Regions from separate parts of the Homo sapiens genome. Here region 2 is linked to region 1. The links are chromatin loops, found by intact Hi-C in ENCODE. Cell type or tissue: HepG2. All regions are shown on one strand.

What was found. Hi-C counts contacts between places; a loop is a spot of excess contacts. Peaks named below come from ENCODE experiments on the same cell type or tissue, not always from the same donor. Only the 100,000 strongest peaks of a DNase experiment are listed, where the experiment ranks them.
Region 2: a loop joins it to region 1, with 5 times the contacts of the local background. A loop is called at or near these places in 34 of 110 quality-filtered maps.

Annotation. Positions count from the first base shown.
Region 1 is chr21:37,080,251-37,085,250 of GRCh38, forward strand. The region is part of intron 1 of TTC3 (tetratricopeptide repeat domain 3); the gene reads left to right. Among named protein-coding and RNA genes, the nearest start is that of TTC3, 9.5 kb to the left of the region's middle. In HepG2, no CTCF peak of the experiment used is centred here; a DNase peak (open chromatin) is centred at 2,811; H3K4me3 peaks cover 467 bases.
Region 2 is chr21:37,006,999-37,011,998 of GRCh38, forward strand. It overlaps RIPPLY3 (ripply transcriptional repressor 3), which reads left to right. Exons shown (of 4, transcript NM_018962.3): 2 at 1,159-1,225. Among named protein-coding and RNA genes, the nearest start is that of RIPPLY3, 2.8 kb to the left of the region's middle. RefSeq lists an enhancer at 3,096-3,155. In HepG2, a CTCF peak has its summit at 3,052; a DNase peak (open chromatin) is centred at 3,053; H3K4me3 peaks cover 1,936 bases; H3K27me3 peaks cover 372 bases.

The sequences.
Region 1 (5,000 bases):
TTTTCTTTGACTTATGAGTTACTTAGACATTTTTAAATTTTCAAATGTGTCTATATTGTTTTCCTTTAATTATCGATTTCTTACTTGTGTTGCCAGAGAATATTTTATCTTTTTAGCATTTTTTTTTTTTTGCCCTTGCTTTATGGCCTTGTACATAGTGAATTATTAGAACTGTTCTGTGTACACTTGTGAAGAGTATATATTCTGTAATTGTTAAGTGTCTATTAGGTAAAGCTTGTTATTTGTGTTGTTCTGATAGTCTTTATCCTTATTAATTTTGGTTTATCCTATCATTAACTGAGAGAAGTGTGTTGCAATATTCCACCATTACTAGTTTCTAACAGATTTCCTGTAGTTCTAACAATTTTTGTTCTTCTGTATTTTGAGACTTTTATTAGCTACATGCAAGCTTAACATTTTTTTCCTAGTGGCTCGAACCTTTACTATATTGTGATCTTCTCTAAGTTTGCTTCTTTGTCTTAGAGGCTTTTTGTCTGATCCCGTCTTTCTTTTGGTGCTAATTTACCTGGAATATTCTTTTCTTTCATTTTACTTTGATTTTTTTTAGTGTCCTTACATTTTAAGTGTCTCTTATAAGGGACATACTACTGGATTTTTCTTTTAATCTCACCAGACAACTTCTGTCTTTTAATTGGTTATGTTCCAGGTGTCTTGGTTGGTGTTTGACTCAGTTTTAGATATTAAAAAAAATCTAAAAGTATTTTTATTTTACCTTTGTTCTTGACAGATCATTTTGATGGATGTACAATTGTAGGTTGGTGTTTCTTTTCTGTCAGTAGGGTAGGAATACTATTCTGCTGTTGCTTATACAAAGTGTGCTGCCAGTTTTATTTATGCCTTTTTTTTTTTTTTTTTTTTTTTTTTTGAGGTGGAGTCTTGCTGTGTTGTTAGGCTGGAGTGCAGTGGCGCCATCTTGGCTCATTGCAACCTCCGCCTCCTGGATTCAAGCGATTCTCCTGCCTCAGACTCCCAAGTAGCTGGGACTACAGGCACCTGCCACCATGCCTGGCCAATTTTTGTATTTTTAGTAGAGATGGGGTTTCACCATGTTGGCCAGGATGGTCTTGATCTCTTGACCTCGTGATCTGTCCGCCTCAGCCTCCCAAAGTGCTGGGATTACAGGCGTGAGCCACTGCACCCAGCCTATTTATGCGTTTTTTGAAGAAAATATCATTTTTCTTTTAGTTACATTGGATTTTCTGTCTTTTGTGTTACATCATTTCACTTCTAAGTCTAGATAGAGATTATATTTATCCTATTTTGGATGCATGTGTTTCATGATTCTGCATTTTGTCTTTCATGAGATCTAGAAGTTTCTGAGCCCTGTATTCTTTAAATATTATGTCTCATTAGTCTCTTCTCTCCTGCTGGAACTTTAACTGGATATATATATACACTAAACTGTTTCCAGATCACTTATTCTTTATCTTTCATATTTTTTATCTCTTTGTTTCTCTTTACCAGAATTTACAGTGCTGGATAATTTCATAAGGCATATATTTTAGTTCACCAATTTTCTCTTCAACTGTGCCTAATATCCTCTGTAACCCATCCTGTCTCTTTTTTTTCTTTTAACAATTGCATTTTTAATTACTTTTTTTTTTTTTTTTTAAGATGGAGTCTCTCTCTGTCGCCCAGGCTGGAGTGCAGAGGCGCGATCTCAGCTCACTGCAAGCTCCGCCTCCCGGGTTCACGCCATTCTCCTGCCTCAGCCTCCCGAGTAGCTGGGACTACAGGCGCCCGCCACCACGCCCGGCTAATTTTTTTGTATTTTTAGTAGAGACGGGGTTTCACCGTGTTACCCAGGATGGTCTCGATCTCCTGACCTCGTCATCTGCTCACGTTGGCCTCCCAGAGTGCTGGGATTACAGGCATGAGCCACCATGCCCGGCCGCATTTTTAATTTCTAAAAGTTCTGCCTGGTTCTTTTTTGATATGTCCAGTCATTCTTCATGTTCTCATGTTATATGCTGATTTTTGTGACTCTATAGCTATTCTGTAGACTATATCAGACATTCCCAATGTCTGATATCCTTGAGGAGGGGGATGTCTAAATTTATTGCTTTTTTGTTTTTTTTTCTGTTGTCTCTCCTCAATGTAGCTGTCACCTCATGTGTTTGGTGATCATTGATTATGAACTTCTGTTTGATCTTTGTGGTGATCTTGAGAGTCTAATTTGAGGATGCTTGCTTTCTGAAAGCATTTCTATCAGCTTTGTCTGGGAGCCAGAAAGTTTAGCTGGCATCACTTTTGAGTTCCTACATTTTGCTTCTGGCCCAGGGCTCAGTGTCCTGATCCTATTACTGCTCTTGGCACCACTACTTGTAGCACTAAACTGTAGCCAGGTTTAATTTCTAGCTCAAGGTTTGTTGCTTTTGCGTGGAGAGGGTGCCTTCACATGTTCCCCTATTTCTATGAGCTCAGCAAAAACATCCAAAAAGTGTTTTTTTTTTTAATCTAGGATATACCTTTTTCCTCCCAACAGTACATTCCCCCAGAGTGTATAGTTGACCATAACTGATGGGATCAGAAGCTCTTTATTTTAATATTTAATTTTAGTAGTATATTTTTGTTTGATTGTATTATAAAAAATTTTATGGTACCAAGCAAGCTTTCTTGGTGATACCAACATTTCCATTAAAACTAGTTTACATCTAAGTTAAGATTTGAGTTATCCTAAAGAAAAGTATTAAGTAAATAGCAGTACAGATGGCAAATGGATTGCACAATATATCCTCTGGATCCATAGTGACCCTGCAGAGATAAACCTGTGATGGTCAAACAATGTGAAAACTGCTGTCAGAGACATGGGCAGGGTGCTCTTGTTTACAGAGAAGAGGTGCAAAAATCAACTTGATGGTAGTGGGAAGATCAGGAAATGCTTCCTGAAATTGAGTATTAAGAACTAATAGACATTAGGTGGTTGCAGAATAAGTTTTGTTTAGGAAGGACAAGCAGTTGGGTATGACTGGCTTCTAGGTTGTGTGTTGTGGAGTGACTGGGGATAAAAGCAGGAGCAAGATCACAAAAGGTCTTCTATGCTTATATTAGGGAAGTTGGACTTTATTCTCAAGCTGAAGGGAAGCTGTTGCATGGTTTTAAGCAGTAAAGTGATATGATCAGAGTTTTAGAGGATGCCAAGATTGAAGGCAAGTCTGACCAGTTAGGAGACTGCTTGTTAAATTAGTTCAGAGGAGAAACAGTGAAGGCAGTGGCACTGGGCATGAAGAAGTATATGTGTGCTAATTTTAGATTTCTTAGGGAAGCAGAAATGACAAGAGTTAGTGGTCCATTGGACAGAAATATTGAAGGAGACTGGGGAGTCTAGGTTGACTCCCAGGGTTTAGGTTTGGGCAGTAAAATGACATGTAGAACAATTAACTGATAAACAGCATACAGAAAGAGGAAAGAACTTCATTTCATATGTTTGTTTTTGAGGAAAAGATGTTTGTTTTTGAACTTCCTGATTCAGAGGGGCTTGTGGGACATCTTGGTTAAGATCCTGTAGTAGTTCTAGTAGGGTCTAGAAGTCAAGAGATACAACCCCGCCTGGAAGGATTTGGGAGTCTTCAGCATTTGGAATTTTGGAAGCCATTGTTTACTGCAGTGCATATGAGATAATTTAAACTGGTACATAGATAAACACTTGAAAAAATTTTAATAGATAGGAATTTAATGTGTATGAGAAACATAACTTGCACATCTAACCTTTGATAATCATGGACATTATCACTTAGGCCAAGTGAGCTCAATAAAAGGGAAATATTAACTAAAAATATATGTGATACATGGAAATGGCAAAAATCACGGTGAAGCTATGCAAACGATGCAAGTTCAGAAAGTGCTGTGTTAAGTCATGGGTGTGGTGGATAAATTCACCCAAGGAGAGAGTAAGAGTGAGAAGAAAAGAGAGTTGACATTGGGTGGCGGGGAATGGAGAAGAAGAACCCATGAAGGAAACTGAGGAAGAGCAGCCAGACGAATAGGAGGAAAACCAGGAGAAGATGGTCTTTGGAGTCCAAATGAAGAGTTCTGAGGAGGAAGTGGTCCACAGCGTCAAGTAAGTTGTAAGCTGAAAAGTGCTCTTTGGATTTAGCAATTAAGGTAGACTATTTAGCTGGAAGCATCCAAACAGTGGATTTTAAAAATACTCATCTAACATTAATGTTAATGATAGCTGGTATTTATAGCATTTCCCATATACCTGGTACTCTTCTAAGCTCTTTACATGTATTAACAGATTGATCAGGTAGGTAGTATCGTTATCCCCATTTGATATGCGAGGAAACACAGAGGAAGCACAGAGAGGTTAAGTAACTTGCCCAAGATCACACACCCAAGGAAACAAGAGAGCCAGGACTCAAGCCCAGAGTCTTGGCTGCAGAGTCCCTGTTCTTAACCACTTTGTCACATTGCCTCTCTAGTTAAAAACAAAATACAAGGCCGGGTGCGGTGGCTCACGCCTGTAATCCCAGCACTTTGGGAGGCCGAGGCGGGCGGATCACAAGGTCAGGAGTTCAAGACCAGCCTGGCCAATATGGTGAAATCCTGTCTCTACTAAAAATACAAAAATTAGCTGGGCGTGGTGGTGGGCACCTGTAGTCCCAGCTACTTGGGAGGCTGAGGCAGGAGAATCGCTTGAACCCGGGAAGTGGAGGTTGCAGTGAGCCGAGATCGTGCCAGTGCACTCCAGCCTGGGCGACAGAGTGAGACTGTGTCTCAAACAAACAAACAAACAAACCAAAACAAAATAGAAAATAAAATATACCCCAGTGTCGTAATTACAGTACAATTGGTGCTGTGTGTGTTATCAGTGAGATTCGCTAGGCTTGAATGACCAGTATCAGTCTGCCAGGTATGAGCACATTAATTGTATTGTAATTGATGCCATGATGTGTGGGCTGTGACAGTTCTTGGCTCTTTCTGTATTTTATGCCAAAAAAATTTGTAAGACAAGTGAGATTAGCATATACCTCATA
Region 2 (5,000 bases), 73 kb before region 1:
CTCGACGGCGACGCCAAGCAAGCTCCTGAGCCGGCAGCCGGGTTCCCGGGAGGGGCGCTCAGTTCTCCGGTTCCAACGCACAGCTCTGAAGTGCGGAGGCCCAGGATGTAGCTGGCCAGGAAAGGGGCCGACGCTTCCGTGTAGAGGAGATCTCAGTTAGCCAGCCGGGGACACTGCAGTCTCGGGCTCCTAAGCCAGCCTTGCAAAGGCAATCTCTCACCTTGCTACTTTCTCGGTAGCCGTTTCTGTTGTCCCTGGATTGGGGGCTCGGCGTTCGCTGTCCCTGGGCACCAACCCTTTTAAAGACAGTAACGTTGTAGGAAATCAAATTAGCCAGGGAGGTAGGGAAGGGACCGGGTAGGCCGGATGGGCCAGGTAGCCAGGCAGGAGAAAGATTCCCTCTTTTTTTTTTTTTTTTTTTTTTTTTTGAGACAGGGTCTCACTGTGTCGCCCAGGCTGGAGTGCAATGGCGTGATCTCGGCTCACGGGAACCTCCGCCTCCCGGGTTCAAGCGATTTTCCTGCCTCAGCCTCCTGAGTAGCAGGGATTACACGCGCCTGCCACCACGCCCGGCTAATTTTTGTATTTTTAGTAGAGACTGGGTTTCGCCATGTTGGCCAGGCTGGTCTCGAACTCCTGACCTCGAGTGATCCAGTAACCTCAGCCTCCCAAAGTGCTGGGATTACAGGTGTGAGCCACCGCGCCCAGCCCCCTTTTTTTGTTTGTTTGTTTTTCATCCTACAACTCTGTAAAATCATCTCTGTAGAATCAATCTCCTTCCGTGACCAAGGTGGTGTGATTGAAATTAACCGGGGACAAAGTAGACAGCTATAGTTGGGGAACCCCGAATTGAACAATTCAGCCAGGATTTGCAGGGAGAGAAATCTCTCAACTAATGGGTTCCCTGATAATTGTGTGAGATTCGGGACCTCCCTTCTCAAAGCTTAACTGGAGACAGAGAACTGGGGACGTAGCAGGAGAGAAAAAACACAAATGACAGTAATTTATCCACAGCCCTGAGAACTCCAGGGAAAGTTCCTGGGGGGTCCGGTGCCTCTTTTTCAGGCAGACACTGGAACTAAGAATAGCTCTCATGGCATAGTTTGAAGGCAGCAGAAGTGCCCAGGGTTCACTCTCTCCTGGCGCTTGCCGTTCCAGCCCCGCGCCGTGGCGACCTTGGATCCAGACACCTGGAGATGCTGAGCTGACCAGAACTGGAAGGCCGGTAAGGTTCAGTGCGGGCGTTGTAGGTAACCCTTCCAGCCAGAAAGTGGCATCGTCTTTTAAAATACAGGGACCGTGAATGGCCTTCTGCGCAGGGCCGTCCCTTGGGCGTCTAACCCAGGAGCGCCTCGGGGTCTGGGAGTTGGAACCTGAATGAGTAAGGTGTTAATCAGACCTGACTCGCATTATAGATTGGGCTCCTGGTGGCTTCTCCTTCCTAAAAAAGCATACCCACTATAAAAGCATAATCGTAGGCTGGGCGCGGTGGCTCGGGCCTGTAATCTCAGCACTTTGGGAGGCCGAGACGGGTGGATCACCTGAAGTCAGGAGTTCGTGACCAGCCTGGCCAAGATGGCGAAACCCCGTCTCTACTAAAAATATAAAAATTAGCTGGGCATGGTGGCAGGCGCCTGTAATCCCAGCTACTTAGGAGGCCGAGGCAGGAGAATCGCTTGAACCCGGGAGGCGGAGGTTGCAGGGAGCCGAGATCATGCCACTGCACTCCAGTGTGGGCGACAGAGCAAGACTCATCTCAAAAAAAAAAAAAAAAAAAAAAAACCGTAGTCGTTTCATGGGAATTATAAGGAATGTCCTCCCTGTTGCGGTTTCTTCTGCAAAGCAACAGGTCGGGAGGGGAGGGGAGAGGCTGCCACTATCGCTTGCCTTGGAGAAAAGCTTAGAGCACCATTAGCGTTGGGCCGGTGCCACAGAGCAAATAGGACTGAGCCCCATCTGAGGTGCCCAGAGTTGCCGTTAAAAGCCCCCACCCCGCGTCTGGCCCTTTCTGAAGCACTTTCAGCCCCGTCAAGCACTCCTGGGGTATCTCATGTTGTCTGAGCAAATACACTCAAGCAGAGGGCTTTGTGGGCAAGATTAATGACCTCCACCATTCTTTTGTTACTCTGCATTGGTAACTCAGTTGCTTTATACTTACTGATGTAATGACTTGCTTTCATAGAATTTACCTTTCCTTTGTTACATTTTAAAATATAAATTGATGACTTTTACTTAATTTTTTTTTTTTTGATGACTCTTAAAACACTGAAGAATTAGGCTGGGAAAGACCATGTATTGAATTTACGTAACACGTGTTATATGGACTAACGTGCAGTTATTTGTAATATGGTAAGAAAACTTGATTGTGGGAAAACAGACCTTCACCGTATTTTGATATTTACACGACTTTATTAAATTAATCTGAATATTGGGAATTTTAATTTACTTCAAAGAAGGAAGCAGATAAAAGATAAATCAATTAACAAGAGATGATTTTTAGTCCCCGATTATTTATACATATATCTAAATAATGTAAAATCCCTTCTTTTGCATTCAAACTTAGTTCTTAAACATAAAATTTAAAGGTGCTTGTGTGAGAATATAGATGTTTACAATTATCCAGTTTTCTTTTAAATGAAATGGATGTGGAGCCTATCAGTTTCTTGCAGGAATAAAAATACGATAGCACGCTCCCTAAGTAAGACAGATGGTTTTGGGTTTTGTTTTCTGTTTTGATAAGGCCGTTTGTGAGAAAAATTTACTTGCAGAGAAATGTTAAACGTTAACTTTCTCGCTGATCAGCAGGTAGCCTGTCACGCTGAAGTAGTTCTGTCCACGGATGTGGGTGTGGGAAGAGTGGTTGTTCCCTGGGGGCTGTAGAGCCCGCCAATCCTCACCCCTAGCCCGGAGCCCGCTCTTTGCAGAGCCCAGCTGGTTGCGCAGAGCGACCAGCGCCAGTCTGTGCTCTGGTACTGTGCACCGCCCTGGGTTCCCTGCAGTCCACCGACGAGAGCTGCCCAGCGCAGGGAAGGAACGCTTCTTGCTCAACAGCGCCCTCGCCCGACAAAGCAGGACAATTCCCCAGCTCCCAAGCCCTCTTCTGTATTTCTCAAAAATGCCATTGGCTGGAGTGGCGGTGAAGAGGACTAACGCCTGGTGACCTGTACCAGGGCTCCCGGCAAGCAAAGCAAAACTAGAATAAAACCTCAAGTAGGCCGGGCGCGTGGCTCACCCTGTAATCTCAGCACTTTGGGAGGCCGAGGCGGTCGGATCATCTGAGGTCAGGAGTTCGAGACTGACCTCACGAACATGGTGAAACCCTGTCTCTACTAAAAATACAAAAGTTAGCCAGGCAGTGGTGGTGTGCGCCTGTAATCCTAGCTACTCGGGATGCTGAAGCAGGAGGATCGCTTGAACCTGGGAGGCAGAGGTTGCAGTGAGCTGAGATCGGGACACTGCATTCCAGCGTGGGAGACAGAATGAGACCCTGTCTCAAAAACAAAAATAAAACCCAAAAAACCCTCAAGCAGAGGGAAGGCCTCAAGGCCCTGTACTCTGAGCAGCACGGTCACCCTCACCCACTTCATGCCCCTACAACACTTAGGGAGCTATCTCCCTCCCCTACCTGCACCTTTCTTGATCTCTGTTGCGTTTCCCTCCTGGCCACTTGCGGGCACTGTCAGGGAGGCAGTTTCCTGGAAAACATCAGGGACTGTTTGTTCTTCTGGGCCTGCCCTATCTGCCAGGCTCCCACTTCTTAGCCCTAGCCCGGTCAGAGACTCGAACGGGGAGGAGAAGGCTGACCCCCACTGAAAGCCTCTCTGCACCTGTCAGTCCTCAGGCTCATAGGAAAACACACTCGCACATATGTTAAACGCAGTGCTTGCGTTGTGCACATTTCTGTTCTCGTGTTTCATTATAAAATGTGAATATTTAGACATTTCCCTCAGCAGACAAAGGATCCTTTTGGAAAACAATCAGGATATTTATGGCATTTTTTTTTTTTGAGGCGGAGTTTCGCTCTTGTCGCCCAGGCTGGAGTGCAATGGTGCAGTCTCAGCTCACTGCAATCTCAGCTCACTGCAGCCTCTGCCTCCCAGGTTCAAGCGATTCGCCTGCCTCAGCCTCCAAGTAGCTGGGATTACAAGCGTGCGCCACCACGCCCGGCTAATTTTTGTATTTGTAGTAGGGACGGGGGTTTCACTATGTTGGCCAGGCTGGTCTCGAACTCCTGACCTCAGATCGTGATGCTCCTGCCTCCGCCTCCCACAGTGCTGGTAATTACGGGCGTGAGCCACTGCGCCCTGCCTGGCATAAAACTTTTAAAGCTGCATATGTTTGTGGGGTAAGGTTTTTAAAGTGGATAAAGGTGTGCTGAATGTTTTAACAGGGTCCAGTTAGAACTGGACGATTTACAGAAGTTATTCTTTCTCTGACACCTGCCACTGCCGAGTTAGGCCCTGTCTGATCGCAGGGCGCCAAATAGCCGTTAGCAGGGCAAGATTGCTTGTGGCCATAAAGTAGGGCCTGAGGAAATAGGAGTGTTTTATAATCACGAACAGAGCTTAACAAAGAAGCAGCTTCCTGTATCCCCCAAAGAGTGAACAACTTTATGGAAAAGATTTGGTTTCAAAGAGCCTCATCACTTTCTTAGCTCATCACAGTGAATTATGAAAATATGGCTGGGGCCGGGCGCGATGTCTCACGCCTGTAATCCCAGCACTTTGGGAGGCCGAGGCGGGCGGATCATGAGATCAGGAGATCGAAACACGGTGAAACCCCATCTCTACTAAAAATACAAAAAATTAGCCGGGCGTGGTGGCATGCGCCTGTAGTCCCAGCTACTCGGGAGGCTGAGGCAGGAGAATCTCAGTGAGCCGAGATCGCACCACTGCACTCCAGCCTGGGTGAGCAGAGTAAGACTCCGTCTCAAAAAAAAAAAAAAAAAAAAAAAAAAAAATGGCAGGGAAAATGTAATGTCTGCAGAGGCTCCTTACAGG